Regions from separate parts of the Homo sapiens genome. Here all the other regions are linked to region 6. A link is a loop called in an ENCODE intact Hi-C map of the cell type or tissue named here. Cell type or tissue: IMR-90. All regions are shown on one strand.

Region 1 (5,000 bases), 82 kb before region 6:
CAAAGTGTTGGGTTCTGGAAGTATAGCATGCTCATGTAAGCTTAAGAACAAAGTTTGACAGACCTCATTTTAGACTATGTGAGCTTTCTGGTTGTGATGGTTAATTTTTTGTGTCAACTTGACTGGGCCAAGGGATGCCCAGATAGCTGGTAAAATTATTATTATTATTTCTGCATGTATGTTTTCAGAAGAGGTTAGCATTTGAATTGGCAGGCTGAGTAAAGATCACCTCACCAATGTGACAAGCGTCATCCAATCTATTGAGGCCAGAAGAGAATTTTAAAAATGGAGGAAGGACAAATTTGCTTTTTTTTTTTTTTTTAAGAGATGAGGTCTTGCTTTGTTGCCCAGGCAGGCTGGTCTGGAACCACCGGCCTCAAGTGATCCTCCTGCCTCGGATTCCCAAAGTGCTGGGATTATAAGTGTGAGCCACTGTGCCCAGCCATCTCTCAAGCTGAATGAGACATGCATCTTCTCCTGCCCACAGACATTAGAGCTCCTGGTTCTTTGGCCTTTGGACTCTGAAATACAACATGAGTGGCCTCCAGTTTCTTAGGTCTTTGGACTCAGACTGACAGTTGCACCATTGGCTGCCCTGGTTCTCAAGTCTTCAGACTCGGACTGAATCACCCCATCAGCTCCTCCGGGTCTTCAGTTTGAAGACGGCATATCATGGGACTTTGTGGCCTCCATCATTATGTGAAGGAACTCCCATAATCAATCTATCTATCTATCTATCTCTCTATCTATCTATCTATCTATCTATCTATCTATCTATCTATCTCCTTCTCCCCTGCCCCTTTTCCCCACACCCAAAGGTGTCTTCCTTTGGCTGAAGGTTGTTGTACAATTGTATTCTATTGACCACCAAATATGAGCACTGCTTAATTTAACTTTTCTCAATTTTTTGAGATTAGGAAGTGCTTAGTCCTGCACTTTGAGTTTCTGTTTTTGTTTTTTCTGAGATGAAGTCTCACTCTGTTGTCCAGGCTGAAGGGCAGTGTTGAGATCTCAGCTCATTGCAACCTCTGCCTCCCAGGTTCAAGCCATTCTCGTGCCTCAGCCTCCTGAGTAGCTGGGATTACAGGCACGTGGCACCACTCCCGGATCAGTTTTGTATTTTTAGTAGAAATGAAGTTTCACCATGTTGGCCAGGCTGGCCTCAAACTCCTGACCTCAAGTGATCCACCCACCTTTGCCTCCCGAAGTGTTAGGATTAGAGCGTGAGCTACTGCACCCAACCACTTTGAGTTCTTGAACTCATTTTACAAACAAAGTTTATTTTATTTCAAGATTTGACCCTATCAAAGCCATTATAACCTTATTTTTTCTAGTTTTTACTAAGACTACTATAATATGATTCTAAGTTTATCATTTTTTATTTTCACAGGGGTCAACCAATCTTAATTTGGGAAAATAAAGGAAACACAGTAATATTTATACTCCAAGGGCTATAGGACTATTTATGGCTCTTATTTTTAATATAGGTACAATATTGTCTTTTTAATGACTTAACCCTCTTAGCATGACTTTGTGGAAAGCTCTTGTATTTTCATATGGTGTTATGAGAGCTGAGACAAGGGACCGTGGACTATGAAATGCTTTGTTGGAATGGGAGGAGTAGGGAGAGGGCGAATGTATTAGGCTATGCGTTTAACATGCCCCTGGACCTTACTCAATGCACTGCTGTGCTATAAGGTACAGGCTGGGTTGTTCCCTGTCTCTCTATGAGAGCAGAATTCTAAACATGACTTTGTTCCTATCACTATTAGGTTGGTGCCATTACTTCTAGTGGCAAAAACTGCAATTACTTTTGCACCAACCTAATATCATCTACGATGTCTAGATTTTCCATCATTCTGTTCCTTAACAGTGCCATGCCTAGGAAAATGGGTACAGTGAGCCCCCCTTTCTTTACTCTCCCCATCTCTGACAGCCCCACAGCCCCTCTCCTGATTCATCCCACCAATTGTTCAGTGCCTTATTCTTTCACTTTTTTTTTTTTTTTTTTTTTTTTTTTTTTGAGACTGAGCCTTGCTTGCTCTGTCACGCAGGCTGGAGTGCAATGGCATGATCTCGGCTCACTGCAATCTCCGCTTCCTGGGTTCAAGCAATTCTCCCTCTCTCAGCCTCCCAAGTAGCTGCATTTACAGGTGCCTGCCATCATGCCTGGCTAATTTTTGTATTTTTAGTAGTGTTGGAGTTTCACTGTGTTGGCCAGGCTGGTCTCAAACTCCTGACCTCAGGTGATCCGCCCTCCTCGGCCTCCCAAAGCGCTGGAATTACAGGAATGTACGCAGCCCTTTCTTTCACTTTTTGAGCTCTCCAACAAAATCTAACCTCAGGAAGTGATCTGACAAACTCATGCACATTTAGGCATTTATGTCTGAAAAGAGACCAATTGGCGACCCCTTCCAGGAACACCTGCTTGCCAATAAAATAACACGTTTAAGCCAGAAGAATTATTTTCTGTTGGCAAAATTTCAGGACTCATTGACCTAGTGGCCATGAGGGGAATCACACTTTAGGAGGCCCCATATTCTACGGCCTTTCTGTTGAATGCCTGGTATCCATTTCCCCCACCACTCCAGGTCACAGTTTTATTAGTTGTTTCTGCTCTGAAATTCCCTCTCTGATCCAGAGCACACCAACTTCTGGTATCATAAGAAGAATAGGGTGTAAAAGTCAGCTCCAAACATTTCTGGGACTCTAATTACAGTACAGTCAGGCCCAGAACTGATGGTATCCATGGTCCATCTAATTCTGGAAAGGAGTTAAAGGCCTGGGTCTGGGGGAAATTGTGACTGTAAAAAGAAAAGCATCAGAAGCTCACAAAATGCGATTGTCATCTTAAAGGTTAGGGGCCAAATAAATTAAGACATCTCATGGGGAGTTGTAATCCCCGTCAATATGACAGTGATTAAAAAAATGGCTGCTACTAACCACATGCAGCGTGGTTTAAATCTGACTCATCTGCTAGGCATCCCATCCTAATCAAAAGCTATTCAGGGGCTGGAAGGCAACCATCAAGCTCCAGCAGCAACGTGCCAGGGCCCACAGCTGCACAGCTGAAAATGTCACGCCAGGGGCTGGCTGCCTCCCTTGCCCTGAACATTGCATCCCGCCTGCTGAGTGGGGGCTGGCGGAGCGGCCCAGCCAGCTGTGTCTGATGTCGCAGTTGTCCATGGGTTTCACCTTCCTTTTTCCTTGACCCATGGAGTTTGGGGAAAAAAAAAAAAAAAAAAAAAGCTGCAAAGTCAAACAATGAAGAGACCAGAGAATTGAAGTCCATTTCCTTCCCAAACCAAATAATGTCCTCTCCTGCAGGGATTCTAGCAAACCTTCTGGTTCATTTTTCTCAAGGTGTGCAATTGAACCTTCTTTTCTCTATCTAAGGCATTAAGTCAAGGTTGCTCTGTTTATTAGTACTCGGAAGCAGGTACTATAAAGAAGAGAAAATCAGTGGTGAAACAAAGGGAGTATATTTAATTTTTAAAATTTTAAAACAAACCATCTTTGAGGGCAATTGCATTCCTTAAGAACATGGGAATTCAAAGTGGCCCCTAGCCTCTGCATGTCTAGAATTTCATAATTAGGAAAGGGGGGTTCTGAAGAAAGCATCAATGATGTATTGAGCACCTAGCATGCCCAAGAGACCAGCGCAGGTCTTACGTCTATAAACAGAGACTTGAGGTGCCCTGAGATTTACTCAAAATCACAGAGTTAATCACTTGTATCACTAGGTTTACAACCTAGGTTCTCTTACTCTCTTTTCAGGATTTTCTACCATATCACGTTGGCTTTTCCAAGAATTTTTAGATCTGGCAAAAAGGAAAAGAAATACAAAAAAATAAAAACTAATGCATAGTATTACATAAAATATGCCTCGTGGTCTCAGAAAGACATACTTCGGGTGTTCGTACTTATTTGTGGAAACTTCAAATTAAAACAGTTGAACTCATGGAGATAGAGAGAATGATGGTTACCAGAGGCTGGGAAGGTTAGTGAGGTGGTGGGATAGTAGGTGGAGCATGGTTAATAGGTACAAATAAATAGTTAGAAATAATGAGTAATATCTAGTATTTGATAGAACAATAGGGTAACTATAGTCAATATGAATTTAATTGTACTTTTTTTTTTTTTGAGACAGAGTCTCACTCTGTTGTCACGCTGGAGTGCAGTGGTGCAATCTCAGCTCACTGCAACCTGTGCCTCCTGGTTCAAGCAATTCTCATACCTCAGCCTCCCGAGTAGCTGGGACTACAAGTCCCCGCCACCATGCCCAGCTAATTTTTTTTGTATTTTTAGTAGAGACAGGGTTTCACCATGTTGGCCGGGATGGTCTTGACCTCCTGACCTCATGATCCACCCGCCTCAGCCTCCCAAAGTGCTGGGATTAGAGGCACCAGCCACCACGTCCGGCCAATTTTTCATTTTTAAATAGCTAAAAGAGTATAATTGGATTGTTTATAATACAAAGGATAAATGCCTGAGGCTATGGATCTCCATTCACCCTGATATGATTATTATGCATTGCATGACTGTATCCAAATATCTCAGGTATCCCAGAAATATATACACTGTGTACCCACAAAATTAATAGTAAAAATATTGAAAAATAAAATATGCTCCATGAACAGTATGGTTAATAAAAACCAAAGAAAGTCACTAGAAAACAAAAAGTTGGTGAGAGGCTAAAATGGTGGGAGAAGAATTCAAAGAGGATATAGGACATAACTTGTAGCTTGAGAATATATGGACTAAGTAGAGTGGACAAGAAGAAGTAGATAATTCCAGTATATAAGAATATGATTACAGTGGTTTTGAGGGGGAAAGAAATGGTTTGGGTCATTCTGGTTGTAAAAGGCAACTTGCAGGAGAATAACGTGAGAAATCAAACAGAAGTCAGATAATAGAGGCTAGAAATGTAGATTTCACCGTGTAGAAAATGGGAAGTCACAAAGTGTTTTGTATGGGAGAAATGCATAGAAACTTTCAGG
Region 2 (5,000 bases), 380 kb before region 6:
TCCCCTGAACCCCACCTCACAGCTCTGGATGACATGATTGAAGCTAAGGCAAGGTCATTTTCTACCCCGACTCAAATCTCTCTTACAGCAAGTTAACCAGGTGGGGCTTGAGTGGTCCCAAGCTTCACACTCCGAGTCAGGCAGGTTTCTTAGGTCTGCTCCCATACTGAACCGGCTACTAGGGGCACCTGACCACGTAGAACCCAACAGACAGTGACCGGGTAAATACTCAGCACTCGGGTTCTATTCTCCTATTGAATAAAGGCAGCATCAACCTGCCTATGGACAGTGATTGAAAGCATTTCACTCCAAATTGAGCTGCACACTCTGGTGTCTTCAGGCACAGCCAGGCATAGCCAGGACAGTTGGTTGCAACAGGACTGGGCCGACTGGGAGCCCAGTGAGGCAGGGCTGGGAATGGACTCTGTTGCTGGCCTTGGGAGAACACACAAGGGCAAAATGAGAAACTGGAGGTAGCTGTAATCCCTCTGATGTCAGGGACTGTGTCTTACTTCCACTGTGTCTTCAGTGCCCAGCTCGGAGTCTAGCACATAGTAACCTTCCATCAGTGTTCATTGAGTATAGACATCAGAGAAAGCTGGAGTTTGCAGGGGTGATCCTCATCGAAGGGATACATCGTGGTGACCCACTTAGTGGAGGACACTATTGGGGCCCTGGAGATGGTGATACTCAGCAATTCACAGGCATGTGGCTGGCACTCGAGGAGGGAGTCTGTCATCAAATAGGTGGGTCTCGGGACCAGGCTGGGATATAAAGGTGGGACTTTAGGCCTTGGAGACTCTGGCCACAGCAAGATAGGACTAGATGAGGTCAACTGCTCTCCAGAATGGGACTCAGGCCTAGGGGACAGCAGAGACCTAGGTATAGAGAAACAGCCAGGAATGCGGAGCAGTCCAGTCATGAGGACTGAAGTGTAAAGTCAATATGATTGGCCCAGTGATGCTGCTGTGCCCAAGAGCATTCAGCTGGAACTAGAGCTCCCTGCATCACTTCTGCTAAGGATCCAAGGCCAAGGCCAGGGTAGGGGGCACGGACGGGGATCACATGAGAGAGGGGAGGTACAGAGGCCGTGGAATGACTGTGCCTGCCTTCCTGATCCCAGCAAGGTGGGTATTTGCAGGCTGCCTGCACGGCTCAGCAGTTTCTGGAAACTGACTTTTCAGTTTATTTATGATTGTTTTCTTCCCCTCTGAACAAAGTGCATTTAGGTTAAAAACCAGGCAGCACATAAATAAACTAATTGGAAGTGTGTGCACTAAGATTTTAGTGTCTTTTAATAAATTCGAAATTTTAGAGTCTTCCCAAAGCAGAAGTAATATAGGATCCTAGGCTTTACCTGCTAGGAAAACATTGAGTTTAAAAGGAAGAAAAAGGGTTCTTCCTGGTTGAGAAAGGGAGATGGTGGTTATATGGAGAAATTAATCAAAGAATAATGACACTTAAATCCTTGACATAATCATGAGGTTCACTTGCCATCTAAAGAAAACACACACTCACAATGCTCACACCCACTCATACATAATAAAGGCTTTGACGGGATGAGTGGGACCTGCTTGTATGCACTATTTTCTGCAAAGAAAATATGTTTATGGACAATAAACAAATGTCTTTGATTTCAACCATATTATGAATAAAATTATCAGCAGAGTGCTAAGAGCAGATGGCATTTCATCATTTAATAGAGACTAGATATCCTGCTTAAAGCTGCAGTTTGTCTCTTATTAGTTACAAATGTCACAGCCCATGACTCTTAGAAGGAAGTTTACGACCCACAATTAGATATCCTAGAATGTTTAATTCTGCTTGCCTTTGAATTTCTTTTCAAAAGCAGCCCTCTTTCCCTCACTGTTCACTGCCACCTAGTGAATTTATCTGGGAAAGAAACCATAGCTGGGAAGAAGATGCTTTTTTAAAAGACAACAGCTTTCACCAGTGACTTGCCTTGTCAAATGATAATGGAGCAGGAGGATGGAGGCTTTTGCCGAAAAGGCCGTGGCAAGGACAATGAAATTCGACCCATCAGAGCAGAACACATTAACAAAGCCCCTGCCCGGGGGAAGCTTCTGGAAGGAGCAGCTCAGGTGAGCAACTTCTGACAGCTCTGGGCTTCTGATCTGACAGTCTGGTTCAAAAGAACCAAGGACTGTTCCCTTTGATTCCCCTTCGGTTGAACCCAAATGCCAGACGACATGGCGCGTTGCCCATCCTGGGCAGATGTTAAGGGCTTGGTATAGAGAAAGGGTGCGTGGAATGATGAGGCCTGTGCAGGAGCCCCAGTCAACATGGAAGGCATCAAAACCGTGTTAACGAGACCCCCTGGGGGACGATCACAGAACTGAAGCAAGTGGTAATTAGAATGGAAATGTAATGATGTGCCGCTATCCTGCTATCCTGCTTCCCAACCCTGGTGTGGGCCAGTCTCCTCTCACTGTGAATGCAAAGGCTGTAGTCTCCTTTCAAACGCAGAGCAGCTTCTACCCAGGGTCACCCATGCTGTTCCTCCAACACCCAAACAGAAAACTGCAAGAGAGAGGTGGGCATGGTACTGATTCAGTGAGCCCTGCATGGCTCCATGTGGCCCTGCTGGAAAAATCCTGTCTGCTTCAGAAACCACCTTGCCTCTCTCTATTGGGCATGCAGTTGGCAAGAGTGATCTTTGGTGACTCTGTTCTGTCCAGGTTCTTTGCAAGAGCTGGAGAAGTAGATTGCTCAGGTTAGAGGTGTAATTAATACCTCTGCAGCCCCCCAGAAAGATGCACTGAAGATTTGCAGTGGCTACTGCCATTGGCCCATGTGTGTGTATGCATGCCAAGTGTGCATGTGTGGACATATGTGCATGTATGTATATCTATGCCTGTGTATGAATGTGTATGCTTGTGTGTGCCCATGTGTATGTATGTGGGTGTGTGTCAACCAAGAGTGTGGGGGGGAACCAAGAGATCCATACATCCATATGCATGGATGTATATCTGTGTGTGTGTACACATGTGCATGTGTGTGTATGAACATGAAGGAACTGAAGATTTTGAGTCTCTTATTGATGTGAATTGACTCTGAAGGGTGAGTTTTAACGCTGTGATAGTTAAGGGGAAACCAAGACAAAGAAACCAATGATTTTAATAACTAAATGAGGCCGAAATAAAACTCTAAGATTTATTTTTTTCACTCAGGAGACCACTGGCCATTCAGCTCATGACACTTCTCCCCACCAGCTCTTCAGAGTAAATGTTTCTCTCCCCAGGAACGAGTTCAAGTTTTAAAAGATTCTGCATGGGACTGCCTGGGTGCTTCCTGCTAGCCATCACTTTCATGCTCAGAATAGATGTGCCCCATTGCAAAAATGGCACTGTCACTTGGCACTGGGCCACTCACTGATTTGATGCCATTTTTATTGTAATTTACAGTTGTCGATTGAATTGGAAGGCTTGAACTATCCGTGGGGACATAAGCTATTAATATAACAATGCATAAAGAGCCGAAGCACCTCGCCGGGATACTGCAGTTTGAATTATTTTACATACGCACTTCTAAACGCACTCTCAACCTTAGCACTTTGCAGCCTGTGGGCCAGTGTTGCTCACTGCATCCATTTCTCCAAAATCATCATTCCTCTCCAGCACGCTGGATCGAATCCACGTTCAATAGGAAGCAATGAAACAAAGACCACATGTGCTGGTTTTAGCCCATATATGATGTGGCATATAAATAAGCATAGCTAACATGCTTTCCAAAACACGACCCACTTCTCCAGAGTTTAATCATGCTGAGGCCTCTTCCAGAGGGTGGGAGTCCCTTTCCAGGGCAAGTCCACACCAATAGAAATGGCCAGAGCACTCACTGTCCACGAATCAATAAAACCAGAAGATGAACAGGAAGACATAAGGAGCGCAAGTGGAAAACTGGAATGCTACAGTAATGCTCTGAATTTGGATCATATGTGCCCAGTTGTGAGAGGCTGTAAAAATAACCCTCGCCATCCTGTTCTTGGGGAAAAAAAGGCACCAAGCCTTCTGCTGTGATCAGGTTGTTCCCCTCCAAAATTCATATGTTGAAATCTAATTCCCAACACGTGGGTATTAAGAAGTGAGACTTTCGGGGCTGATTAGATCATGAAAGTGGAATCTTCACGAATGGGATTAGTGTCCTTATAAAACAGGCTGGAGGGAACCTGTTTGTCCCTTCTGTCATGTGAGGGCACATAGAAGGGACAATCTGTGAGAAACGGGCCCTCACCAGACACCAGATCTGCTGTTGCCTTGATCTTGAACTTCCCAGCCTCCAAAACTGTGAGCGATCAATTTCTGTTGCTTATAAACTACCCAATCCAAGATATTTTGTTATAGCAGCCTGAACTGACTAAGCCACCTGCTGAATTGACTTCTTTCCCTGGCAACAGTTATGGAGAGAGACTTCTGATCTCAAAATCCCACTCGATGTAGGGAGCTCAGATGTGAGTTCCTAACAGAAATCTAGGCAACTTTGGGGCAAATAATTACTTCTTAACCCAACTCTGCAAATAAGTAAGTTTTTCAATATTAGATAATTCACCCCAAAGTTACAAAACATAAATCACCTAAAGAGGGAAAGGTTGAAGCAGCTAATTTTGCAGGGGACTCACTTTGCTTGGCCATGAAAATAAGTGGGCAGATCTGAACTCTGCTCTGCAGGAGTTGATGACTCAGGAGAGACACCTGAGCATGAGCTACAGAAGCAGTGAAATGGGAACATTACAACAATGCATTCTTTCCCACCTACATTATGTTTAGCTGCATTACATCTTATTCATTCACTAAAGAACAAAAAAAGCAGGCCGGGTGCGGTGGCTCATGCCTGTAATCCCAGCACTTTGGGAGGCCAAGGCAGGCAGATCACCTGAGGTCAGGAGTTCAAGACCAGCCTAGCCAACATGGTGAAACCCCATCCCCGCTAAAAATACAAAAATTAGACGGGGGTGGTGGTGGGCACCTGCAACCCCAGCT
Region 3 (5,000 bases), 180 kb before region 6:
CAATGAGCCGCCTCAGACAAGACACATCAACTACCAGAAAGGAGCCAGTAGCCTGAAGGGAATTCAGAGGAGAGCCACATGAATAATTAAGAGCCTAGAAGGATTGATCTGTCAGGGAAGATTAGAAGAATACAGTATGTGTAGTTTGGCTAAGCTGAGACCGAAGGAGCAGGCGTCTGGGAGTGGGGAGGGGCTAGAGCACAGAGTCCTTGCAGAATGGGTGGGCTGTCTGCTTGTTATAACATGAGGAAGCAGAGCTGGGAAGAAGACATGAGAAAGAGAAAGTGCAAAGTGAAGGCTGAAGAATGATTTCCCAAGGAACAAATTTCTCCCCAGAATCCAGAGAGGAACTCAGTCTAGTTCCTCTAGAACTAGAACTTTTATACCTTCGTGTAGGAGCCCTACACGAAGGTATAAAAGCCCAATAGCTCTGTTTTCCCTCTTTCCAAGTGGAATGTATTTCCTTAGCAAAATAATAAATTCAAGTTCCTTGCCATATCTCTCGAGTCCCCAGGTCTTCTCCAGGTCTCTGACCTCTGACGTTAAACTGCTTTATTCTGTAACAGTCAACTCTGAATTACCCAGGAGAGAGAAGGCTTGGAGGTATGATGGGCTGATCTGAGCACTGACTTTGCCATGCCCTGCACCAAGCTTAGAATAAAATTCTCATCCTGTATTCACTTGCCCAAGGTCACATAAGTGGTTTAGACAGTCTGCAATTTTTAAAAAATTCCAAGCCCCACTCTTACTTATTTGTTTCTTAAGGCAATTTAGCATCAGTTCTGTCATGAACTAGCAATTGATGTTATCTCTCTGGGTTTTCTCATCTGTAAAGTGAGGGAAATAAGCACTTGGCCAAAAACTGGGTCTGTAGTGGCAACCAAGGCAGGGTTGGTCCCTACTTTCATGGGATGTATAATCTGAATGAGGAAGATGAACATTAAAGTAATATTTAACAGGTCATTGATGTAAAATGGTGAAAGTAAATAATGCAATGTTTATGATGTTGTGAAACAAGAAGACAGCTCCATCTAAGGAGACAGAAGGGCTTCTCCTCCAAGGAAAGTGTAAGAAACTAAGGCCAGAATGTTAGGTCGGAGGGGAGGTGTTATGCACTGAAGAATTAACATTACCTAAAGAGAGATCTCACCTTTTCCCTTTGCTACTGGGAGGTGATTTCTAGGACCCCTGGAATATCATGTTTCATAAGGGTATCTCTGTTTGCCTGAGAGTTTTGGCCAACAAATGGTCTAGCAATGTGATTTACAATGGGAGCTTTGGGCCATGTTGTATTAGTTATCTAACCTCCAGGAGGGATGGAGAATAAAGGTCAGTCAGGTGAGAAGTCTCACATCCTGCTCAGTGTGACCAAGTCCCCTGTAAAAACTCTAGATAGTAAAGATCAAGCGAGATTCTCTGGTTGACATATTGTCACTCATAAACACCAGGAAAGTAACATTGGTCCTGACTCCATGGAGAGGGCAATGGGACTCTCATATTTTGTACTTTCCCAGGTATTCACTGTATGTGCTTCTTTTCTTGGCTGCCATTAATCTGTATCGTTCCCCTGGAATAAACTCTAACCATGGGCATAATAGACATTACTGAGTTCTGTGATTCCTTCTACAAACTAATGAACCTGAAGGTGGTTTTGAGAACCCCTCAAACTTGCAATTGTTGTCAGAAGTGGGATGGTCTCCTGGGGGACTGTCCCCTTAAACTCTCACAGGTGCTGATAGAGGAAACGTCTCCTAGACAGAAGGCAGGGTGTGAGACAGATGCCTCTATTTTACTTTTGACATTACACCTGTTTTCTCTTAATAGCAATAATTGTTTTCTGAATATACCCCAAACTCATTCTCTTTTATTCAATTGACTAAATATTGGCCATTACAAGAAACATTCTGCATCTAATGATTTCTGTTGGATTTTTTTTCATTTGCATTATCTTCTTTCTATAATCTCAAACTCTATTCATAAAACTATATTCCATATATAGTTCTTCTTTTTCTATAAGAAAACATGTTTTCCAATGTCATGGCAGGCTTCAGAAATGCTAAATTCACAAAGGACCAGAAAAGATTCATGGGCAGTAAAATTTGACACTGCAATTCAAGAAGGGGAAATTGAGCTTGTGATTTTTTTCAAAGGTAAATAGAAATTGCCTGAAGAGTAGGCTGTATAACCCTGGATGGTTGGGTGCAGGTTGGAGGAATTCAGTGAGCAGGAGAGTTGAGCGGTCCAGGGACACCAGATAGGAAGGGACTGAGAAAGCAAAGTCATTCCCAGGGAGTTTTTCAGACAAATCTGGGGAAAGAAAAGTCTGAAACCATCACCTCAAGGTCCAAATAGCTATGGAATAAATCCCATCGTAATGGAAAGGGTTTGATTTTTGTATAGTGCATTGGATGGTCATTCTTCTGAAGTCCCTTTGTGGATTTCTCATTTTCTCCAACCCTGTCCTTAAATGCCAGTTTCCCTCCAGGGTTCCTTTCTCTATCCAAATGCCTGAAGCCAACTCCAAGACATGACAAATCTTGACCACTAGAGGCTGATCTAGTTGGTTTGGGGAAAAAATACAAGTTGTAACTGTTAAGAACCAAACTTAAATATCAAGCAGAGCCAAGCTGGACTCAGCAAAACAGATACACAGTAAAACATGTCGCCTCCATATAATGTATTTATTCAGGTCTTCTCACTTTGTATTAAAGGAACTTTGTTCAAAAATAGCATCATGGTTAAAAGTGTGATCTCTGGAGTCAGACTCCAGCTTCCAACTTTGCCACGAACCAGCTATGCAACTTTGAGCAAGTTACTAAACTTCTCTTCACTTCAGCTTCCTTCAATACACAATGGAGATAACAGGTTTTTATGAGGATTAAATCAGCTAACACACACGGACTTCTTAGAATAATGCCTAGCACATAGTAATTTCACTAAAGATAGAGAATGGTAGGCTGAAGGCACCATTTTCTATACAGTCAGAGGCTGGAGTCATTCTAGTGTCCAAACATACAGCACAACAGTTTAAATCCTAATTCCAAAAGTTAATACTAAGATATCTCATTAGATGGGCAGGAACTGTATACTTGTGCATCCTGACTGCTGATGGTCAGGTGGTCACCAGCCAAGAACATTGTCCACAGGGACAGAACTTGGTTAGGACTAAGCCCTATATCAAGGCAGAGGTCCAGAAAAGGGGGACTCTCAAAAGCAACATTAGACAGCAGGACTCTTCAGAAAAAAATGACTTTGATCTTGGAGGAGCAGTGGGTAGGGAAACAAGACATTGAAAAGATGGATATCTCAGGCAGGAATCCTATTCTTCAAACAATGTCAATGCAAGATGCCAAAACTTGCCCTATAGCAGCAGATCCTGGCCTCAGCTGCATGGTAGAACTCCCTAGAGAGCTTTTGAAAAACGCCGATGCTCACATTCCATTTCAAGGCAACCCAATCAGAACTTGAGTATTGGCAATTTTTAGAAAGCCTCCTCGTACCCCTTAACCCCACAGTTCTAGGGTAACCAGGGTTGAGAACCACAGCTCTGGAGTCTACCCAACTGCTTCTCAAATTTTAACGTGCACAGAATCACCAGGGGTCCTTGCTGAAATGCAGACTCTGATTCAATGGGTCGGGGTGAGACCCAAGATTCTGCATTTCCCACAAGCTCCCTGGTGATGCCACTGCTGCTAGTCAGTGGGCTGTGGGCGCTAGGGCCTGGCAGCACAGGCAGTGTTTGGGGAGAAGCCCAAAGTGGGTGTGTAATAGTTATAATTTGGCTACCAAGTCCTTGGATTGGTGAGTGTGTCCAATCCTAAGCCCTACTAGAAAAGACGGATGGAAAATCCATCACGCCTTTCTCATGCCCTGGGGTAGGCAGAAGATTACATTTATGGGCAGTCAGTGAATTCAGCTGTGCAGGACTCGGGAAGCAGGAGACAGGGGCTGACACAGGCAGCAATTGTAGCCAGGATGAAGGAGTCTAAGACTTCAAAGTAAAAGGAGGTAGAGGAGTTAGGGGAGTCTGGTATATGGCAGCAGTAGCTTTTTCCCCCTCTTCATTCCCCCTTACTTCTCACCCTTGGCAATCATCATTCTGATTTCTGTCTCTATGGTTTATTATTATCATGGTTTATTATTCTCTATAATAATACATTCTAGTTCCTCTTATAAGTAGAACCATATGCTATTTGTCCTTTTGTGTCTGGCTTATTTCCCTAAGCATAATGTTGTTAAGGTTCATCCATGTTGTAGCATATGTAAGAGTTGTCTTTCTTTTTAAGGTTGAATAATATTCCATTTTACATATACAGCATACCTTTTTCATCCATTTATCCGCTGATAGACACTTGAGTTGCTTCTGCCTTTTGGCCACTATGAATAATGCTGCTGTGAACATGGGTATACAAATATCTCAACATCCTGCTTTCAATTCTGCTGGATATATACCCAGAAGTGGAATTGCTGGATCGTATGGTAATTCTATTTTTAAATTTTTGAGGAACTGCCATATCGTTTTCCAAACAGCAGCTGCACCATGCTACATTCTCACCAACAGTGCGCAAGAGCTCCAGCTTCCTTAGATCCTTGCCAATACCTGCTATTTTCTGTGGATTCGTGTTATCATTGCCATCCTGATGGGTGTGAAGTGACATCTCATTTTGGCTTTGATTTGCATTTCCCTAATGATGAGTGATGTTGAGAGCAGCCGTTTTGGTGGAAATGGAAACATCTCACTCTTGGCTTTATAGGCAGCGTCTCCTGATTTCTTGCTTCATCATACGCTTGTTCATGTTACCTGCCATGTTACCTGTCAGCATGAATGCTAGTCTTAGTCCCAATCTAGGTTAAAGAATGCTTGGATCGAGGAGGTGCCATTTCTCTCCTGTGGCCTGGGAGCACGCTGAGTCTGGCCAAGCTCATGGTGACTTCTCTGTTCATTGACTCTGTGGAAGGGTCTGTCTATGTCCCACCAGATCTCCTCCTCAATCATGCTA
Region 4 (5,000 bases), 870 kb before region 6:
ATTTAACTTGTCTAAGTACTGCCAAGTTACTCTCTGGAATGGCTGTCCTAGTCTACACCCAGCAGTGTGAGGGTCCCCTGTCTTTCCAGCCCTGCCAACGCTTGGCAATATCTTGCTGTCTGATTTTTGCTATAGTGCTGCTTTTGGAGTGTTAGTGTATAATCTTAATTAAAAAGCAATTTTGTATCATGTAAGTAGCATGTAAAATAAATATGGCTTAAAGTTCTTAATGCTTAAGGAAACATAAACTTATTTTTCTGTTTCCTTTAATTCCTGGCTCTTGTATGTGTAGCTGTCCCTCTGAATAAGATCATAGTTGAGGAAGACGTCATTTTAATCCCCTGCCTCCTCCAATACCTGTCTATGGTCCCTAAATTTTACTAAAATAATTGGTATGGGCAACCAGTTGTGGGCTTTTTTTTTTTTTTTTTTCCTATTGGTGTATTTATTTGTTTATTTTTAAAAAACAGCTTTATTGAGATATTGACATACCATACAGTTGACTGATTTAACATATACAAATCAGTGGTTTTTAGTATATTCACATGGTGGTGCAACCATTATCACAATCTAATTTTAGAACATTTTGGTTCCCCCAAAAAGAAATCTCACATTCATTACCCCCTCTTGACTTTTCATAAAAGGTAACATGCTCTCCAAATTTAAGTGGCAAATCCGTGTTTTTTGTTTTTGGTTTCTTATCTAGAAATTCCATCCGATTTTTAAGTAAAAATTGAACAGCATATGTGACCAAGAGCCATGTTTAGACTGGTGTTGGTAATATATATGTTTAGTTGTTGCTCTGTATTAATGAACAGAAGCATTGTTTCTTTTTCTTCAGGCGCTTGGAGAGTCCTTAGGGAAAGGCGATGATCATAAAGACATGGACATCATCACCAAATTCCTGAAGGTGCGTGTCTTAGGCGAGGGGATGAGGATGCCTTGGATCCTTATGAACTATTCTTATATTTTTGGATTACCAAGGGTTAAAGGCTGGAACGGGAAAGCCTCAATACACATTTCTCACACATACATGATGTTTATGATATCACTATGCACTTGATGTAGCAGTTAGTAAGAGAAAATGCATATTTACTTTTCTTGTGGCTTTTTTTTTTTTTTGGAAACAGAGTCTTGCTCTTGTCTCTCAAGCTGGGGTGCAGTGGTGTAATCTCAGCTCACTGCAACCTCCACCTCCCGGGTTCAAGTGATTCTCCTGCCTCAGCCTCCTGAGTAGCTGGGATTACAGGCACCCACCACCATGCTTGGCTAATTTTTGTATTTTTAGTAGAGATCGGGTTTCACCATGTTGGCCACGCTGATCTTGAACTCCTGACCTCAGGTGATCCACCCACCTCAGCCTCCCAAAGTGCTGGGATTACAGGCATGAGCCACTGCGACTGGTCTGCTTTTCTTGTGGCATATTTTTTAAAGCTGGCTCATTAATGTAAACACATAGAAAAGAATCACAACAGCAGAATTAATAAGAAGTTGGTAGAGTTGCTTATTTTTTTCTTGAGGCAGAGTCTTGCTCTGTCGCCCAGGCTGGAATGCAGTGGCACCATCTCGGCTTGCTGCAACCACTGCTTCCTGGATTCAAGCGATTATCCTGCCTCAGCCTCTCAAGTAGCATGCCACCACACCCGACTAGTTTTTGTATTTTTTATTTATTTATTTATTTATTTTTTTAGTAAAGAGACAGGTTTTCACCCTGTTGGCCAGGCTGGTCTTGAACTCCTGACCACAAGTGATCCACCTGCCTCGGCCTCCCAAAATCCTGGGATTATAGGCATGAGCCACAGTGTCCCGCTGAATTTCTAGACAACCCAAGGAAGAAGAGGGTTCTAGCTTTTTTTTTTTTTTTTTTTTTTTTTTAAGCAAAAGTGTCTTTCTCTGTTGCCTAGGCTGGAGTGCAGTGGTGTCATCCTAGCTCGCTGTAACCTTGAAATCCTGGGCTCATCAACCTCCCGAGTGGTAGGGCATGTACCACCATGCCCAGCTAATTTTTTAGTTTTTTTTGTAACCTTACAGAGAGTGCTCAATTCTTCAGTTCTACAAATAGCTGCCTATTTTTGCTGACTTGCTGATTCCAACCGTCTTCTCAACATTTCTCTCTTTAGTGGTCTAGATAGAGTATGAACAAATCCCAGATATTTTATTGTTTATTCACAAACTGTGTTCAGACCAAGAGATTTACATGCAAGGAATGCTTTTTCTTGTGTGTACAGTTTAGATACAACATATTATTCATCAAGATTCTGAATATATTGAGGATACAGCATGGAAGTAGATAGGGCATAAGAATTAGTATGAACTAGAATTTCCTCTTTGAGTGATGGCCTCTTCTTTTTTAGGATATGCATAGATGATGCCCCTAGAGGACAACATCCTCCTCAGCCTTCTCTGTTTCCTACTTCCAGGAAGGGTGCCCTTTATACAGTTAAACCCAAGGGGCACTGAGGTAGTTATCTAGGGGTGGGGGTGGAGTGGGAATGCTGGGTCTTGGCTTCTTTATTTCTGTTTCTCTTTCTCCTTCCTCTCCTTTAGTCAGGTGCTTTCATGGTTTTTAAACTTAATCATGGTCTCTACAGCATATGTAGAAAGTCCAGTTTTCTTGTAACTCGTAACTTGTTGAATTTTATGTATATAATACAAATACAAATACAAGTTTATTTCCTCTCAAATAGTTAACTATGAAACTTGATAGTTGTTTTCTGAGGGAAGCAAATTATCCTGAGCTAGGAATAGATGTAGACTAGGGAAGTTGGTGACTTGCCAAAGGTACTACTTCAAAGCATTATCATGACCAATAAGCAGAACTAGCTTATTCTATATTATTTGGTGGCATTTTAATCAAGACATTTACTTTAAGGATGATTGTATTCTGTTTTTGTGTGCTAGAGAGCATTTAGATGTACTGAACCACTGGGTGGCATTGTAGTCTAAGTTTACCCATCCTTTCAACAGTTTCTTCTTGGCGTTTGGGCTAAAGAATTGAATGCCAGAGAAGATTATGTGAAACGCAGTGTGCAGGGTAAACTGAACAGTGCGACCCAGAAACAGACCGAGTCCTACCTAAGACCACTTTTTAGAAAGCTACGGAAAAGGGTGAGGTTTCTTGGAAAATACTTTTTTTAACTGACTTTAAAAATACAGTATAAATTTAGAATAAATGCAGTCTGTTTTTTCCCTATACATCTATACATAGTAGCTTCCAAAATTTCTTATTTATTTTTTTCAGAATCTTCCTGCTGATATTAAAGAATCAATAACGGATATTATTAAATTCATGTTGCAGAGAGAATACGTGAAGGTACATTCCCATGCTGTTCTTTGAAATTGTTAAGAGTATATCTAGGTTATGTACGTAATATAATGTTCATTTGGGATAGGAGGATTTTACATAGTAGATTTAAGAATAAATGTGAGATGAGTTAGTAGTAAAAAGCGTTTTATTTTCTATTGTATTTGCCAGCTTTACTGTTAGGCAGTGAATAACAAACCTGACTAAGAAAATACAGACCTCATCTGTATGCTCTTGGTCATTTTTAAAATAGGCCTAAAGGTTCTTCAGAGCATGAACTTTATATAGGCAGTGTTCATTTTATGAATTTCAAAGTTTTGTAAATGGCTGATTATGTCTTGGAACAAATTTTCCCATAGAAACAACGTTGTATAGATGAGTTTCCCAGGATGGTCATAAAAGCCCCTTTAATCTGTAATATAGCTGAACTGTTGCACTGATGGTACAGTGGAATTTAACCACTCTTTGTAATTGTTTCTATGGGGAAATGGTTCAAGCAAGGCTTCCAGGACTCATCTCTCCCATTTCAGCGTTGCAGACCCCTGCAGTGGAAGTCTCTCCTCCCTTGCCCCAGTGTCTATACTCCTGAATGGGCTCTGGGAGGCAGCGGTGAGGGAAAGGGTGCTGGTGTCCAGGGCTCCCTGAGATAGAGTTTAGAAAGGGATGAGAGGAGGACTGTCAGTTGGTACAGGGGAACAAGAAGGGAAGGGCCCAATGCACCAGTAGTGGCAATGAAGAAAGAACAGAGTTTGAGGGAGGCTTCTTGTGGCCGTGCCTCCCAAGGCACTAGGAGTAGAGCATTTCAGTGCAGCAACCCCAGTGCCAGTGCCAGAGCGGTAGGGAACTCGGAATGACATTGCTTATCCAGTGCTGTATCTGTATACTGACGTAACAAGGGACTGCTGGCATTCCTGAGTGACTGGATGATTTACGTGATTAGAGCCTTAGGCTAAAGAGGTTCCTGCAGTGATTTTACTCCTTTTAAGAGCCAGCCAGTTTTCTCAAAGAAAATATTTTTTGTCTTACAGTTATAAATGTGCTTCTTAGTTTCTGTCAGTTGCATGATTCTTACTAAGGATGGTTGCATTGGCATGGATGGATAAGGTCACCATCACTGCAGGAAGAATGCACATCACTCCCTGCTAGAATGGATGCCTTTCCTCTTACTGCTTTTTCTCGTGATCACATATCAGAACTAAGTGCAAGTGCAAGCTTATTTTGTATAAACTACAGAAAGAACCAAGAAGCTTTAATAACCTGTTTAGACAGTTTCTTTGAAATTTGGGGGAAACTAAATATTGCAGTTTTTATCAGTTAAGATCCAATGTTAAAGTTTATACACATGAAAATTAGTGATAAAAATGTACATAGGCCCTTTTTAAATTAAGCTTTATAAAACCGGTGAGCAGAGCAAGTTCACATTTATCTTTAGGGTAGAAAATGATCTTCCAGCTACCCTATCTGTAGTATCTGATTTTAAAAAAATTGACTCTCCCTATCAATCTCATAGGTGTCTGATTTTTTTAAATTAAAATCTCCTTGAGGCCTGGCTTTATAAGCTTCTCTTAACCCTTGAGGTCCTTTAGAATTTATTTGCTTTATGTTTTTCTTGTTCTTCCTCACAGCTAGCCAGGCTTGGTTAGGAAAAAAAGCCTTTTGTCTTCATTGGTTTCTGTCTTCATTTTTTGTGGCTGTT
Region 5 (5,000 bases), 280 kb before region 6:
TTCCTTGACTCATCCATCTCTGCGTTCCTTCATTCACTCGTCAGCCCTACTACTTCTCACAGCACTATGCTGGCATTGTGGGGAAAGGGTATTAAAAAACACGGAGGAGGCCGGGTGCAGTGGTTCAGGCCTGTAATCCCAGCACTTTGAGAGGCCGAGGCGGGCGGATCACGAAGTCAGGAGATCGAGACCATCCTGGCTAACACGGTGAAACCCCGTCTCTACTAAAAAATACAAAAAATTAGCCGGGCGTGGTGGCAGGCACCTATAGTCCCAGCTACTCGGGAGGCTGAGGCAGGAGAATGGCGGGAACCCGGGAGGCGGAGCTTGCAGTGAGCCGAGATCGCACCACTGCACTCTCGCCTGGGCGACACAGCGAGACTCTGTCTCAACAACAACAACAACAACAAAAAACCAAGGAGCATTCCTACTTCCTGCTTCAGGAAATGTTCATTTCTGAGATGTCAAGAGGATAAACTTTCTGGAATCTCTTATTTTATGGTTCTCTCTCTTTTATCTCCTTAAAGCACGTAAAATCTTCTTTTGGTTCTAAGAAATATTATTCTATTTATAGTATTATTAATCTATATTATTATCATATTATATCACATTCATTTATGTAAAATCATTATTAATCTGTTAATAACATTATATTATTCTCTTCCAAATGCCCTTTGAAAAATAGCTTAGCTGATTTTTCAGATACTGTTAGCTTGAAATCATGAACTATATCCAGGTCTTAAGAGAAGTGCCCCTATTTCATTTCAGATTGGTCAAAGTATTAAATCATCATCTCTGTTTCCTTACATTTTTCTTTCATTCCTTAAAAGTGAAATAGCAATTCTTATTCTCAGGGTAGGCTCACACAGAACAATAAGAATTGGTAGTAGTAGTAGATGCTATTTCTTTCTCCCAAACATCAAAAATAATCCACCAGATTCCCTTGGCATTCCCTTTTATGTAGGCTAGATGTCCTAATTCTTATTTTTGCTTGAGTGGAAACAGGCTCAGCATGTTTAAGGATATTACCTGTTATAATCCAGTAAGTTAGAAATGGGGCAAGAACCAGAAACCGAAGCTCCAGAATCTGTTTTAGGAATTCGGTGGAATTTAAAAAGAATAAAACCATACCTAGGAGGGAATCACATCTGCCTGAGATAGTATATCTTTCTGACAAAAGTAAATTGTCTCCCCTGTGTTTTCTTTCATTAAAAAAAAAAAAAATCAGTTGCCATCAGAAAATAGCAGAGGGAACTCGGGCTGCAGTTAGAGACTGAAAACTACCTGTACAAATTATTTCCCTAAGGTTCCCATACTTATTCCATTCTCTCCTCGGATAACAAATAAACTTGCTCAGTTTTGAACATCAAGTCTGACTCTTCGTGCAGTGAGCTCTCCAGGCGTCCCCCGTTGCAGGGGGAATCAAGCTGGGGCTAATCAGTTTCTTACATGATTCCCAGCAGGAAGGTGGTAATATTCATGACTTCAGAGACCAAAATGAAACCAGCTCCTTTTCTGAGGGCAGAGCCCAGGATAAAATTAATAGTAGCAACTCCTTGGATCCAGTGTACTGTGGCATCCTGCGTGCAAACAGCTCAGGAAAGGTTATAGAGAAGGTGCCTGTTGTATGTCCTGTCACAGTTCTTCACTTACATTGAACACATACAAACTACGAATCTAAGCCTGGTAGTTCCTTACGACTTCACGACACTCTGAAAAGTTTTGTTCAGTATGTTTACAGAGCAGCTATTATGTCTCTGCATGAGATTTTGAGAAAGATCAGTGGAGGCAGGACATGAACAAAGGCTTTTCCAGATAAGGCAAGTCAATTAAAATGGACAGAGACTGCAAAAACAAATTCTGATTCCCATGCTAAAACCCTTCCAGCTTGACCATAAACACACAGGTGTGCACATAAACATATATACTCACATGCACACACATACACACACACACACACACACACACATCCTTGCACCAGCAGTCATGGAAATATGGCAGGAATCCCATTACTAGAAGGCTGAGAGCTGAGGCTGGGTAAGACCAGCTATTCTGCTCAACTCAACCTTGAGCTACTCAAACTTGACCCACCCTCCAAGGACTGATCCCAGAGTCTCTGCCAGGCTGACCTTCACCCATGGACCTAGTAGCCCAAGCTGCAAGAGTTCCAGACAGGCTGTAAAACATTAAAATGTTCCTGTTATCCAACAGCTTTAGGGCACCTGAAGGGCATAAGTTATTCAAATCAAAGGCTAATGTTCAATTTAAATGAAAACCTGAAGGCTTTGATTTTACACAAGAAAAACAAATACTTTTTATATTTTTATAATTTCTAAGCAAAAATAATGCCCAAACCAAAACAATACTTTCTACATAATTCCTAGATATGGATAAACACTGACATCTATGTGGTTGTCTAAAAATCTATTACAACAGAGTCTAAAGTGTACTTTACATTGTTTGGTGTTGGATTAGAAATGCCATTCTTAATGTAAATTGCTAGCCCATAGAAATCATTCAATAAATGTTAACTATTATTGGGATTACCAGTGTTAACTGTGATTGCTTGAATCCAAATATAAAGCGCTAGACAATTCATTCCCATCTTTATGTCCAGTCGTAGTTCTCTAAATGGTTTGGGCTAAACTTCTTACCCTGGGGAGGAATGACAGAGAAGGGAGGTCAAGGCCAGGCAGGGGAAGGCAGGCAACCCTGTCTAGGGTCCATGCAATGTCAATAGTCTGAGGCCAGTCTCCATGAATTGGAAACCAACGAATTGGGTGAATCCTAGAATTGCTATCACTGTTCTCAAAACCCCTGCCAGCCTGAAGACCCAGAAACATCCCGATGGATATTTAAGCCAGCTCAGAAAGCTGCCACCAGGGGGCGCGACAATAAGGCTGGGACAAGCAGCTCAACCCAGAAACTCCCTGGTCTGGTACCTCAGTTGTTCAATTCATTAACCTCACAATAAGGGAACCCCACATTTTATACAATTTTATACAGGCAAATCGGGACCCCATTTATTGTGTTATGACGAGGGGAACCACGTGATAACTTTTAAGGGCAAAAGGAGACAATATGAATAATAATATTGGCGTATAACACATAAAACAAAATTGTTCAGGACAAGCAGGATATACGATCACTCTAGTTTTTTTATTTTTTATATTTTACTTTTTGAGATGGAGTCTAGCTCGTGGTGCAATCTCAGCTCACTGCAGCCTCCTCCCGTGTTCAAGCAATTCTCCTGCCTCAGCCTCCCGAGTAGCTGGGATTACAGGCGTCCGCCATCAGGCCCAGCTAATTTTTGTATTTTTAGCAGAGATGGGGTTTCATCACATTGACCAGGCTGGACTTGAACTCCTGACTCCAAGTGATCCGCCCACCTCTGCCTCCCAAAGTGCTGGGATTACAGGCGTGAGCCACCGTGCCTGGCCAGGATCACTCTAGTTATGACAAATCCACTGTACTATTAAATTATTATTTCATTCAATTGTCTTGCATGTTCTACATGCAAGCATACATGTAAACTTTGGCACTCAAATTGCCAACTTCGCACTAATGCCTAGACGTTTGTCCATAATTATTAAATCCTAGAAAGTGAGCACATCATCTATGCAACCCTTGAAAAACAAATCCCACAGTAATTTCCACGAGACAGAATATTCTACTTATTCATCACTGACCATCACTGACCATGTGTCATACCAGCACTAACTGCTTGCCTGGAGTTTCCGCTCTGGCTCTTTGGTGAGCTGGGAGTCCGCAGGACAGACCTGGCCAATGTGGTGCTTTCCAGTGCTCATCCTCCATCCAGCAAAGCACATCCTAGTAGGAAACATGCCTGCAGTTTCCTGGCCTGCCCAGACCTTCAAACTACTCTCCCAGAGCGTATTAGCTGAGATGGTGGCACGAATCAAAGGAATCAATACCAGTGGGGAGTAGCTGCTCGGGCTCATAGATCATTTACTTGGGATTGTCAGATATAACTAAGGAACAGATCTCCTCAAGGACTGCGTTCCTTGTGTCAGCACAGAGTCTTGGAGCGAGAGTGATGGGGATGTTCCCGCCCACATGACCTCATTGGGACATCGGGCTGGAGAGACCTGGGATGTTGAGGCAACTGCCATGCAATTGCTACTAGGCAGCGGCACATGGTTCTTGGCCAGGCGGAATAGAAACAAGGTTTACTGAAGGGGCCTAGGCAATTTCATGGAGGAGGAAGCAAAGGCAGAGGAAGTGTCCAGGGGGCCAGGAGGCTGCATCCCAGGGAAAGTGAGGGCTTTGAGGAGCAAGCCAATTTCACAGGAGACTTGACTGATTCCCTGGATCCTTGAGTTTTGCAGTTTGTTTCCTCTCATTTCCTCCTTGCTCTCTTTTCTGACTTTGCCCTCATTGTCCTCTTATCACAGATATGTTTTGTTGAACAAATCAGTATTTCAGTATTACTTTGGGATCTCATTGACATCACATGTACTGATTACCTTGAATTTGTCTCTTCCTCCATCCACGGTGCGTTATCTTATAGCTTTCCTACAAAACTCCAGCTCTCCATCTAGAGAGAACTGGCCGAGTTAAATTCCAACTCCGCATTTTATGAGCTGCGAGACCGCTCTAAGTCTCAGTTTTCTCATCTATAAAATATGAAGATAACAATAGCATCTGCCTTACAGAGCTATTGTGAGGTTTAAATGAGACACTACATTCAAAGTACTCAGTAGAGGGCTTGTCATTCATCTTTAAATGCTTAGTACATGATAATTATTATTATTTATGGTTACATTTAAGCTCCTTGTTTCTATCTTACCTTTCCGTGTTTTCTCTTAAAATTAATTATCCTTTCTTATCCAGTCCATTTCTTCCTTTCTTATCCAAAAAGCAAAGTAATTTAATTTTACTGGTTTTATAGTGTTACTGGTTGGTTTTAAAATTTTTATGTTGTTTCCATTTTTAAAAGTTTTAATCTCATTTGCTTTCTGGCTATCATTTTAATGCTT
Region 6 (5,000 bases):
TTGACTCGAACATCGAGAAAGACCTCTGAGTTGTGTCTCTTTGTAGAGAAAATAAAAGCAGTAAGGAGTCAGCTAAGGAATTTTCGGAGTCATTTCACTGCTGTGGGTGGGTCCAGGGTTGCCAGTAACATGTGAAATGCATTACTTTCCTTCCAATTTGTGGTTATGTCACAGCCAGCTAAAAAGACTTTGCCAAAACCTCAAGTAGATTTCCAGGGCGGCAAACTAACACGTCCATGATCTGATGAACGGCTTTGAAACTGAGGTGTCGGGAATTTCTGTGGCACCATTCCCAACACGAAGATGTGTCTGGGACAGCACCCCAAACCCCTTTTTCCTTTGGGCTCTCCACACTCCTAGCAAGGAGGAAATGTGGCCGTCATCATTCAGCCTCATGACTGTAAAACCCATTCAAAAGCTCTCAGTGAGGGTCCTAAAATGTGTGTGATGTCATCTCTTTCTCTGTGTAATCCACTTTGGAATGAGCTGAGGCACCTGTAAGGAATGTTGAATTGCACTGATAACTTGTACAGTTGTAAGCCACTTCCAAACTAGGTTCAAACTCGCTATGAGAAGACAGGGCCAGGTGCAGTGGCTCATGCTTATAATCCCAGCACTTTTGGAGGCTAAGGTGGGAGCATCACTTGAGCTAAGGAGTTCAAGACCAGCCTGGGAAACATAGTGAGGCCCCATCTCTACAAAAAATTTAAAAATCAGCTGGGTGTGGCATGGGGCATGTGCCAGCTACTTGGGAGGCTGAGATGGGAGGACTGCTTGGCCTGGGCGACAGAGTGAGATGCCTTCTCAGAAAAAAAGAAAAAGAAAAACAAAAAAAGAAGACAGCATTTGTTGACCAAGCATCTGGTCCTCACATTTTCTTTGCTACACACAGTTTATGCCGAGTGCAAAGCCACAGGATTTGGCAAAAATCCTAAAGGACGTAGCCATTGGATATGAGAAAAGAAACTTTGGTTGGGTTAGTCAGGGGATATCCTCGTCCTGAATTTGAGAAGGCTCTAACCCAAGGAGCTCCAGACAGGAAACTGGAAGACAAACAAAGGGAGAATGGAGACTTTGGGAACACCCCGTACCACTCTTAAACCTGGGCAGACAGGGCCCTACCCTCAGCCCTTAACTGTTCCTTCTCCCCCCATGACAGTCCTCATGGAGAGAGGCGTTCCCAAGGCCAAGGGAATACCCCAATCTCCAAGCTCATGCCTCTGCTTCTAGCCCCTGGAATGCTCTGATTAAATTGTCTGGTGAATCCCCCCAGGGCTGCCACTGCCCTCATCTCCATTCTGTGGTCTGCAGAGTGGCCCGAGCTATCTAAGTGCACCACGGATGAAGAGTAACCAGGGGCAGGTGTGTGCAGGGGAAGGGAGGGGATGGAGGCCCCTGTGATGCGGACGGTGGAGAGACAGGCCATGTTCTGAGCTCTGCCATGCCTCTTCTAGGAGTTCACGAACGATGAAGCCTTTAGCCACAAGGAGGCCATGGGAGAACCCGCCCCATTTCTCTCCCCTTCTTCCCTACTCCATCACCCGCAAGACAACAGACTGAAACTTTATGTTCTCATTTCATCCTTCTATTCTTTACTGTCTAACACAAGTGAAATGTTCTGTGTCTCATTTCAAAAGCAAACTTTACTCTTTTCCTGTGTCCCTGGACTGATTTCTTTTCTTGCCAGTTATTGACCCTTGGTGGAAAACATAGCACACCCCACCGAGTCTCTCGTCTCTTTTACTGGCTAGTTGCGTGTGAATAATGAAAGGTGCTTCATGGCTGGGAGGAGCCCTGTCCCTGGAGGGGTGAAGCCGGACCCGGATAAGTCACAGCTGAGCCACAGCAACTTGAGTAACCCTCGAGTTTGTATTCCCATATCCCTCATGACCCTCGGAGGGACAGGGGGACTCCATAACTTGCTCATATTCTGCAGATATTGCAGAGTAAAGCCAGTAACCCAACCCAGATTGCTTCCCAGATGGGAATAAGAGAAAAAGATTTGAATAAAATCACATGGCTAATTCAAGAACCAGATCGAAATAGAATAAAATTAAACTGGAACTAGGATTCAGGAGAAGAAAATAGTACTTTTTGTGTGTCTGTGCCAGAGCCTCAGCAGGGCAGGCTTGAGGTATGAGATTTAATTTGCAAAGCCACAAAGAATCCGCTAGTTCAAATTTCCTCCACTCCTCACTTTTTGTTCCAAGTCAGAAGCCACCAAAGCTGGCAGCCATCCCCAGGCAGGTCCACTGGATGCTATGGAGAGAGGGACCTCTAGTGTTGAGATACTTTTCTGTCATCCAGCAGCACGATCTGCTCTGGTCATTTTCTATTTATCTGTGATTTTTACAACACTGTTCCTCTGAGAAAAACCTCTATTTAAATGCCTAAAAGGAGAAGTTTTCTTTCACTTTTGAGAAAACTTTAAGAAATATAGGAATGGCAACATATAGGCTGTAACAAGATTAAGGAAAGTCTTAAGTAACCAAAAAATATGTGTTAAGCGTGTGGTAGCGTGTGCCTGTAGTCCCAGCTACTCAGGAGGCTGAGTCAGGACGATCACTTGAGGAGGAGATTTCGAGGCTGGAATGAGCTGTGATCACACCACTGCACTCCACTCTGCTCTGGGTGAAAGACAGGCCCCATCTCAAAAAAAAAAAAAAAAAGAAAGAAAGAAAAGAAAAAAAAAGAGGTGGGGAGCCTATTAAATCTTCAACCCTGGAATAGGTGCTGTATTAGTCTGTTTTCACACTGCTATAAAGATACTATCCAAGAGTGGATAATTTATAAAGGAAAGAGGTTTAATTGACTCTCAGTTCCACCTGGCTGAGGAGGCCTCAGGAATCCTACAGTCATGGCAGAAGGTGAAGGAGAAGCAAGCACCTTCTTTACATGGAGGCAGGAGAGAGAAGTGCAAGCAGAGAAACAACAGACACTTATAAAAAACCATCAGATCTTGGCCAGGTGTGGCGGCTCATGCCTGTAATCCCAGCACTTTCGGAGGTCGAGGTGGGCAGATCACTTGAGGTAAGGAGTTCAAGACCAGCCTGGCCAACATGATGAAAACCTGTCTCTACTAAAAATACAAACAAAAAAAAAATTAGCTGGGTGTGATGGCGCATACCTGTAGTCCCAGCTACTCAGGAGGCTGAGGCAGGAGAATCACTTCAACCCAGGGGCAGAGGTTGCAGTGACCCAAGATGGCACCACTGCACTCTAGCCTGGTGACAGAGCAAGTCTTCGTCTCAAAAAACAAAAACAAAAAACCATCAGATCTCATAAGAACTCACTATCATGAGGCCTGACCTCTGCAAGCTCTACTGTAACTGACCCATCCCATCTGACCAGAGTCCAGCTAAGGAGTCTGGGGTCTCTCCTGAAGGCAAATGAGAACCATGGAACTAGGGAGGACCAAGACAGGATGTCCTTAGGGTCCCCCATAGGGAGATCAAGAGGCATTTTTTCAGGACATTGGAGGACAAGACAGGGAGTAAGGTGATAAGATTTTCATTTTTTAAATACTAACAGGTGATTGTATGAAAGACGGATTGAAGGGGCACAGCAGTCTTCTTTGCATAATTGCAATCACACACCACTGAGAGACTCTTGAATTCGATTTGGGGAACCGTATCAACCAGAAAAGACCTGGAGTAAATATTGTTTTGGTTATCATTCCCAAAACAATATTACAATAAAACTTCCCATTACTCTCTAGAATTAATGATCATAGTAATAACCACCAAATCACAAATATTTATTGTGCATTTAGAATATTTAAGGCCTGGTTCTAAGAGACTTACATGGAAACGCTTACGAGAGAGACTCCCCGTTTAACAGATAAAGAAATCAAAGTTCCCAGAAGCTAGGTAATTAGCCAAGTTCATGTAGCTACCCAATAGGGGAACTCGGATTTCTCAGACCCTCAAGCCCACTTTTTTAACCCTGTATTATCTTCCATTTTCTTACTATTATTCAGGGCCCCTTGTTGATGATGAACACTCTTGCTAGAATGCAGGCCACTGTGTTGTCTGAGAGATTATACTACTGGGCATGGGACAGGAGGAAGACTCAGGTGATATCTTCGTTGCCAACGTGTTAAATGAAATCTGGAAAGTGTTCAGTGCTAACAGGACAGTGTTATCTGTCTCATAATATGCTGAGCATGAATCAGAAGAATATAAAAAGACAACTTCAAGGCCAAATGGAGGCAAAACTTACAAGATCCCTCCCACCCTCCCCGATTATCCTATCAGGGATCCTATCCGTGATCAGAGCATCTGGTTTGGGTGCCAGCAGGAGGTGCTAAACCAGGGGGGAATTATGAAAGGGTCAAAGAGAAAAGGGATTGTTTTCTTCAACAGAGCTTTTATGAAAAGTTCCCTTTGAGCTAGTCTTCCGCCATATCCATAATCTGCTCCAACATGGCAGCTGGTGTGAGGAGTTCTGTAAAACATCCTAGTCATTCTGGAAGCCAGGGAAGTCTCTGGCTTCTTGACAATAACTCAGGACTCTGAATTACTAATGGAAAAAGGAGGAATTCTGGGAGTAGCAAGCAGGACATTCATTAAGTCTGCCCATGGGTAGTAGCTTCGCTTTAGAATTGGAAGCCTCTCAAAGTCCTGAAATGCACTTCAAGAGCTGACAATGTCCAGAGCAATTGGGGCAATACCAAAGCACTTTGCGGCCATTCTCCAGAAGTCAAATGGCAAAGCGAGAACAGATTCTTCCCCTGCTCACTAGATAGAAGACCTTGTACTGAGGCCCGTGAGCAAAATTCTATTGTTGTGACACTCTATTACTTCCCAACAAAAATGAGTTCTCTTTTTTTTACTCCTCTCTGTCTTTTCTGTTACCTCCTTCCTTCCTTCCTCACAAGCTTTTTTTCTGGGGGTGGAGGTGTTGGGGGTGCCTTATGCCTCTTCCCTGGAGGAATTCCAGAACCAGTAGTACCAGCATGTTGATCACCCGCAAGGCTAGCAAGATGGCTAACCCTTGGC

What was found. Hi-C counts contacts between places; a loop is a spot of excess contacts. Peaks named below come from ENCODE experiments on the same cell type or tissue, not always from the same donor. Only the 100,000 strongest peaks of a DNase experiment are listed, where the experiment ranks them.
Region 1: it touches region 6 in a loop (3-fold over the local background); 19 of 110 quality-filtered maps call a loop at or near these places.
Region 2: it touches region 6 in a loop (14-fold over the local background); 2 of 110 quality-filtered maps call a loop at or near these places.
Region 3: a loop joins it to region 6, with 2.3 times the contacts of the local background. A loop is called at or near these places in 8 of 110 quality-filtered maps.
Region 4: a loop joins it to region 6, with 4 times the contacts of the local background. A loop is called at or near these places in 5 of 110 quality-filtered maps.
Region 5: a loop joins it to region 6, with 16 times the contacts of the local background. A loop is called at or near these places in 81 of 110 quality-filtered maps.

Annotation. Positions count from the first base shown.
Region 1 is chr10:14,394,264-14,399,263 of GRCh38, forward strand. No RefSeq gene overlaps it. Among named protein-coding and RNA genes, the nearest start is that of MIR4293, 13 kb to the left of the region's middle. In IMR-90, a CTCF peak has its summit at 2,488; a DNase peak (open chromatin) is centred at 2,988; H3K27ac peaks cover 1,545 bases.
Region 2 is chr10:14,092,024-14,097,023 of GRCh38, forward strand. All of the region lies in intron 2 of FRMD4A (FERM domain containing 4A), which reads right to left. Among named protein-coding and RNA genes, the nearest start is that of FRMD4A-AS3, 20 kb to the left of the region's middle. RefSeq lists an enhancer at 1,918-2,608. In IMR-90, CTCF peaks have their summits at 1,880 (motif pointing left) and 2,356; a DNase peak (open chromatin) is centred at 1,868.
Region 3 is chr10:14,299,695-14,304,694 of GRCh38, forward strand. The region is part of intron 2 of FRMD4A (FERM domain containing 4A); the gene reads right to left. Among named protein-coding and RNA genes, the nearest start is that of FRMD4A, 29 kb to the right of the region's middle. In IMR-90, a CTCF peak has its summit at 2,547; no DNase peak of the experiment used is centred here; H3K27me3 peaks cover 3,901 bases.
Region 4 is chr10:13,610,774-13,615,773 of GRCh38, forward strand. It overlaps PRPF18 (pre-mRNA processing factor 18), which reads left to right. Exons shown (of 10, transcript NM_003675.4): 6 at 842-910; 7 at 2,968-3,108; 8 at 3,242-3,313. Among named protein-coding and RNA genes, the nearest start is that of PRPF18, 26 kb to the left of the region's middle. In IMR-90, a CTCF peak has its summit at 2,917 (motif pointing right); DNase peaks (open chromatin) are centred at 2,938 and 4,328; H3K27ac peaks cover 508 bases.
Region 5 is chr10:14,194,221-14,199,220 of GRCh38, forward strand. All of the region lies in intron 2 of FRMD4A (FERM domain containing 4A), which reads right to left. Among named protein-coding and RNA genes, the nearest start is that of FRMD4A-AS3, 120 kb to the left of the region's middle. In IMR-90, a CTCF peak has its summit at 2,884 (motif pointing right); a DNase peak (open chromatin) is centred at 2,901; H3K27me3 peaks cover 1,216 bases.
Region 6 is chr10:14,476,574-14,481,573 of GRCh38, forward strand. No RefSeq gene overlaps it. Among named protein-coding and RNA genes, the nearest start is that of MIR1265, 42 kb to the left of the region's middle. In IMR-90, a CTCF peak has its summit at 2,290; DNase peaks (open chromatin) are centred at 468, 938 and 2,258; H3K27ac peaks cover 559 bases.